Regions from separate parts of the Homo sapiens genome. Here region 1 is linked to region 2. A link is a loop called in an ENCODE intact Hi-C map of the cell type or tissue named here. Cell type or tissue: transverse colon. All regions are shown on one strand. Each heading gives the region's core, and the rest is flanking DNA. Links, peaks and the distances in the headings are about the cores only.

The links. Peaks named below come from ENCODE experiments on the same cell type or tissue, not always from the same donor. Only the 100,000 strongest peaks of a DNase experiment are listed, where the experiment ranks them.
Region 1: a loop joins it to region 2, with 8 times the contacts of the local background. A loop is called at or near these places in 1 of 110 quality-filtered maps.

Annotation. Positions count from the first base shown.
Region 1 is chr17:44,265,987-44,268,889 of GRCh38, reverse strand. It overlaps SLC4A1 (solute carrier family 4 member 1 (Diego blood group)), which reads left to right and starts at 755. Exons shown (of 20, transcript NM_000342.4): 1 at 755-836. In transverse colon, for the core only: no CTCF peak of the experiment used is centred there; no DNase peak of the experiment used is centred there.
Region 2 is chr17:43,925,663-43,928,565 of GRCh38, reverse strand. It overlaps the pseudogene LRRC37A10P and LOC102724183. Among named protein-coding and RNA genes, the nearest start is that of FAM215A, 9.9 kb to the right of the region's middle. In transverse colon, for the core only: no CTCF peak of the experiment used is centred there; a DNase peak (open chromatin) is centred at 1,181; H3K4me3 peaks cover 1,081 bases; H3K27ac peaks cover 796 bases; H3K27me3 peaks cover 1,497 bases.

The sequences.
Region 1 (2,903 bases), core at 143-2,642, 340 kb before region 2:
ATGGCAGGGGCTGAGAATGCGGCTGTTCTGGCCTGGGGGCCTGAGCCAGGCTGCCTACAGAGGAGCCAGTATGCCCAGACATTAGAGCTTTGTGAGTTGAAGAGCTTGGTGTGGGGATGGTTGTTTTGTTGAGCTGACATTGTTTCAGGTTGACTGAATGTCAGTGTCTTAGTGTCCAGGAGCCAGCTCTTTAGAACCAGCCAGGGTCTTGGGGAGAATGTGGCTGGGGCATCCTAGTCTGGATCAAGGAGGGGAGGGGGCTGTCCGTGCCCCGTGAGTGCTGAGCAGTTCCCTGTGGAGAAAACTGCAGAGGAGGAGTGAGTCCTAGCGTGGATACCAAGAGAGACGAGAGGAGCAGGCGCCCTTGCACCTTGGGGCCAGAGCAGAAGGGCCTGGCCAGAGTGGAGGATGGACAGAGGCAGGACAGGGACCTCTGGAGGCTGGTGCCTTCCTGCCAGGGCACTGGGAGCCCTGAGGACAGAGCGATCAAACCTTCATCCACAAAGGAAGAGTCAGGAGAACCATGGGGACCAGGAGGGCCCCGAGAGGCCTTGGGGGCTGGCCAGGCGGGTGGGGTGGGCCAGACTCACAGCTGTCCAGATGTGGGTAAGAGATAACTCTGTTTACTGGGCACCCAGTGGGAGCGGGGTGGGGGGTGTGGGAAGGGGCTCCCAGGGCCAGTGGGGCGGGCAGATTAGGAGGCGGGGGCATGAGTCAGGGGTTTGCGAGCTGCCCCTGGGGCGCTGGTGCTGTCAGAACGAGTGGGAACGTAGCTGGTCGCAGAGGGCACCAGCGGCTGCAGGACTTCACCAAGGGACCCTGAGGCTCGTGAGCAGGTGGGCAGGGCAGGGAGGGGCTGGGGATGGTCCTTCGGTGCCTGCCCTGAGGGCTTCTACAGGTGCCCAGCCTGAATCTATGCCCAGGTGGGCCAGGCTCCTGACCTCCAAGGGGGTGCAGGTGGGTGGGGTGAGAATGTTACCATGCATATGTTGCCCCTAAGGGAACAGGCCCATTGGCACCTGAAAAGAGGAGGGTGGCAGGTGGTCAATGGCAGCAGAGGTATGTGTGGCTCCGGTGCGTGTGTTGCGGGGGGTATCTGATCCCCTCCAGGTATGGGCCCTTGTCAGCTTGTTGGATCCCACAGGGTCAGGTCTTGTCCACCCCAGACTCCTTCCTTCCTAATGGGGTCCTCAGACCACCCCCTCTCCCACCTAGGAGGCAGGATGTCAGCTGACACAGTATCCCCTTTGGGACACTTCCAGGGGTCTACCTGGGGCACCTGGCTCCACGCCCAGCGTGGTCAGTATTGGAGGGAACTGCAGAGCCTCCTACCACATGAGAATCTCAAAACACTTAGCTCAGGCTAATTCCATGGGAACTGAGGGCAAATCAGAGGGGAAATGAAGATGGCAAGTCTGACTGTAACCCCAGCAGCAAGGGATAATGACAGCAAACATTTTCATAGCGCTCCTTATATGCTAGGCACTGTTCTAAGCCCCTTACAAATGTAAATTTCCTTAATGCTTACAACAGGTCTATGAGATGGGCATCATTATCATCACCCCCATTTTACAGATGAGAAAACTGAGGCACAGAGAGTTGAAGTCACACGCCGTTAGTAAATGGCAGGGCTGGGCTTTGAATCCAGGCAGTCCGACTGCAGAGTCCGTGATCTTAACAACTAACTCTAAACCAGCTAACAGTTGTTTTGTTGGAGGCAACTTAGCATAGTGCTTAGGGATGTGGCTGGAGTCAGGTAGTCCAGGCTGTAACCTGGCTCTGATACCTACCTGCTGGGTGGCTGAAGCAGGTAAATGTCTCTGAACCTCAGCTTTCGCATCTGTAGAATGGATTAATGACATTACTCTTCTTCCTCTTAGAATCCCCAAACCACTTCACAGAATGCTTTGGGGATTCTAAGAGTTAAGGCAGTACAGTTCTTTGTGCAGTTCGGGCTGATTACACAAAGGTGGTGCCATACCACTAGGAAGTTGTCCCTGTCATCTGGTCAATCCCCTCTCCCGCCGTGTCTTCCCAGCTGTGCTATACCTTCTAGGCTCAGATGTCCCGCTCACCCTTATCTGGCCTGGCCCTGGCCAGCTGGCTAGCTGGCCAGGTGTTTGGTGCACTTCCAAAACTTGGGGCAGCGATCTGGGTCCAGGCCCTTATCAGTGCTAGGCAGCACAAGGCCTGCAGCTGGGGGGCGGCCTGGCTGGCGGGTGGCAATCTGGGTCATGGGTGCGCCCTGTAAGTCTCCAACTGAGCTCAAGGCACCTCTGTTTTCCCCTCTTCTCTCTCACTGATGTCTCAGAACCCTGGCAGGAAGGCACTCCCATTGTACAGATGGGGTGACTGAGGCCTACAGGCTGGAAGCTGCCCAAGGCCCTTCAGCCAGTCAGTGGCAGAGAGGCAGCCTGGACCTCTGGATTCTGCAGCTCTGAGGGCCCCTCTGACCATTCCACTCCTCAGATAGGCAACCAAGGCCACAGTCCCAGCCCCATGGGTGGGACTTTTAGTACCTAAGGCTTAGACACCCTGGAGGCCTTAGCATCTGAGGCCTAAGAAAGTGCATGGGCAAGTCCAGAGAAGGAAGAAAGTGAATAAAGATGGAAGAGAAAGAGGAACTTTGGGAGAAGCAGAGAGGGAGGAGGAAAAAGAGAGAGAAGAGGTGGGTCATCAGGGTCCTCAGGAGCAAAGCCAAGCCCTGCAGTAGGGACTACCTCGTCCTCAGGTCCAGGACCCCTCCCCCGCACCCCATCACTTGCCCCACCTGCCAAGGCAGGGGTCTCTCCCATTCTCCAGTCTGGTGAGATCCAGTAATCCCCTCCCTACCCCCAGGACTGCAGGGTCACCCATTCCTCAGAAAGAAGGCTGTTTGCACATCCCTTTCTTTCTTTTTTTTT
Region 2 (2,903 bases), core at 193-2,692:
AGTTGCAAAGTGTTTTGTTTTGAAGTTTTTCCCTGTAAAATAAATATTTTAATTCAATTTAAATAAAACCCACCAAGGAAACCTTAAGCTTTAAGAAGTCTAGCTTCCTGTGAAATGTGAGAGGAAGTCAGCAATGATTTCAGAAAACTGATTATAACAATAGCTCCATCCCTAAATGAGGCGAACCTTGGAATCCCTTCCACTTTAAAGCCATCACTATGCACCCTATGCCTATGCTAGGCACTGGAAGAAGATGAAGCACCTTCTTGGAGTTTACATGCTGGTAATTATGCCAGACAGTAATAAAATAGGTAAGAATGGCTGTGGGGGAAGTCAGCTGGGTTCTAGTTACAGTCGCATTTCAGGAAATGATTTAACATGCTGACTCTAACAACCTAAGCCTCTTCTCTATGTGTGCACACGGGGTAGATCTCTGAAGGGTGACACTGTAACTTCTAGGGGAATGGCTGTGTTGAGTCAAGGCAGGATGACAGTTCAGCCTCCTCCCAGGCTAGTGCAAAGGGCTCTTCACTCGGATTAAAACCTTCTCTCCCAGACCGACTTGCCTACCCCCAACACCCCTCCTACAGAAAATCTGGAGTCCTCGCTCATTCCCTGGCAGCCCCTACCTAACAGGGTGGTGAATTAATTATCAAACATGCAACAAAAGATACCGAAAGTTTAGCGAAAATGGCAACATTTTGGAATAAATGATTGTAATGTGCGTCCTCCCTGCCACCCTAACTGGCACCCATTTTGCAGGTCAGTCGCTCTCCCTGGAAGGAAGAGTATTCTCGGATTTCACCTTGGAGGAGGAAGAGTTCAGGCTGCCAGAACTGGACTAGCACTTCTGAATATCCCGAGGCGAGGTCCTGTGACTTCCTTGGGAAGCTGTGCCGCGCCCCGACCCCACCCCACTTCACCCCAACAGGCCGCTGGAGTCCTGAGACCACCCAGGTCTGCGGCCCAAATCCTTCCTCACTAAGGGGAGGGGAGGGGTGTTCCAGCGGGGCGGGGCGGGAAGGGGACCTTGGGCGGGATTGTGACTTAAGATCGCCCTGGTGACATGGAGCAGATCTGGACCCCAACCTAATAAAGGTGGCGTAAATAAAGGTGTCATTAACGACGGGGCGGGGCGCGTGTTTGTCAGGGGCACGAGCGTCTGGAGGCTGCCAGAATGGCTCCCGCTCAGTGCACGGCGCCAGCGCATGTCATGTCCCAGCAGCGTCCCTGGGGCCCACGGCCCCTCCTCACGTGGCAACTATTGTGGCTACTAGTCCAGTAGGCTCAGCCTCTGGAGTGGATCAAAGACCCGCTCCAGCTGACCTCTAATCCCCTGCGGCCGACTGAGCCCTGGTCTTCCCGCTCCTCGCTCCTCCCATCTCCCGTGGGAATCTCCCCATGCGCTTACTCCCCCGGCAGACCCGAGGGGCTTTGATTACCTGGGGTCCTCTGCTACCTCGCAGATGTCAGCCCCGCCCCATTTGGTTCCATTCCTGGACACGGATTCAGCTGGAGAGCTGCTCCCGGGGCCAAAGCAGTTCTCTGCTGCACACCAGGATCTAAATGACAGGCTGATTCGACAAGAAAGGCTCCCAAAGGCGGTTCCAATGCTGGACTGGGATCAGAACCAGACCCTAGTTCAGCCTCCTCGCCTCAAAAGTAAGGTTCAAACTGCAGGTCTAGATCAGGCTGCAGATCATCAGGCAGATGAAATACTTGTTCCACCTCTAGACAGTAAGGATTCAAAAGCAACCAAGTTTATTGTTTCGCCCAAGAACAGGAAGAAAGATCTAGCTCAGCATCGGAAGCTTGCTAAGGCTGTTGGAACTCCACACCGATTTATATCAAAACCTTAGCAGAATGGGCCGGGCGCGGTGACTCACACCTGTAATCCCAGCACTTTGGGAGGCCGAGGTGGGCGGATCACAAGGTCAGGAGATCGAGACCATCCTGGCTAACACGGAGAAACCCCGTCTCCACTAAAAATACAAAAAATTAGCCGGGTGTGGTGGCGGGAGCATGTAGTCCCAGCTACTTGGGAGGCTGAGGCAGGAGAATGGCGTGAACCTGGGAAGCAGAGGTTGCAATGAACCGAGATCGCGCCACTGCACTCCAGCCTGGGCGACAGAGCGAGACTCTGTCTTAAAAAAAAAAAAAAAAAAAAAAAACCTCAGCAGAATGAATATCCAATTATGGATATACTGTATCCCGGCAGCCTGCCTCCAGAACTCTGGGTGAACTCAGATGAGCCTCCAGGACTGCCTGAGCAAGCTGGACTTTGTCAATTCCATCTAGAGCCCGAAACTCAAAATCCAGAGACCCTTGAAGACATCCAGTCCTCTTCGCTTCAGCAACAAGCCCCAGTGCAGCTTCCACAGCTCTCTGAGGAGGAACCTTCTCTAACCCATCAGGAGGCCCCAGCTCTGCCTTCACAGTCTCTTCAGGGGGTCTACTCTTCTTCAACAGAGCAGGAGGCCCCAGGACAGCAGCGACCTGCCTCTGAAGAGTTTGTAGCTCCGCCATTGATACACCACGAGGTAAATGTTCCATTGAAAAGTTGGAGTGAAGCTCAGCACTCATGCCCGCCCAATGTCACAGTCAAATCTGTGGATATGGAGCTTGCAGTAACTCTAGAGCCAGGTAAGGAACTTACGTCAAGCCAGGAACAGGCTGCAGCTCAGCCTCCAGGGCACCCCGAGGAGGTGGACTCTTCCTTAACCCAATTAGAGGCCCCAGCTCAGACACCAGAGTGCCCTGAGGAGACAAAACCTCCTGCAACCCAGCAAGAGACCCCAGCTGAGCCTCTAGGTTCTCCTGTGGAGGCTGAACCTTCCCCCAGTGAGCAGGAGCAGCCGGCTCAGCCTTCTGAGTTTCCTGGGGGGGTTGAACCTTCTCAGATC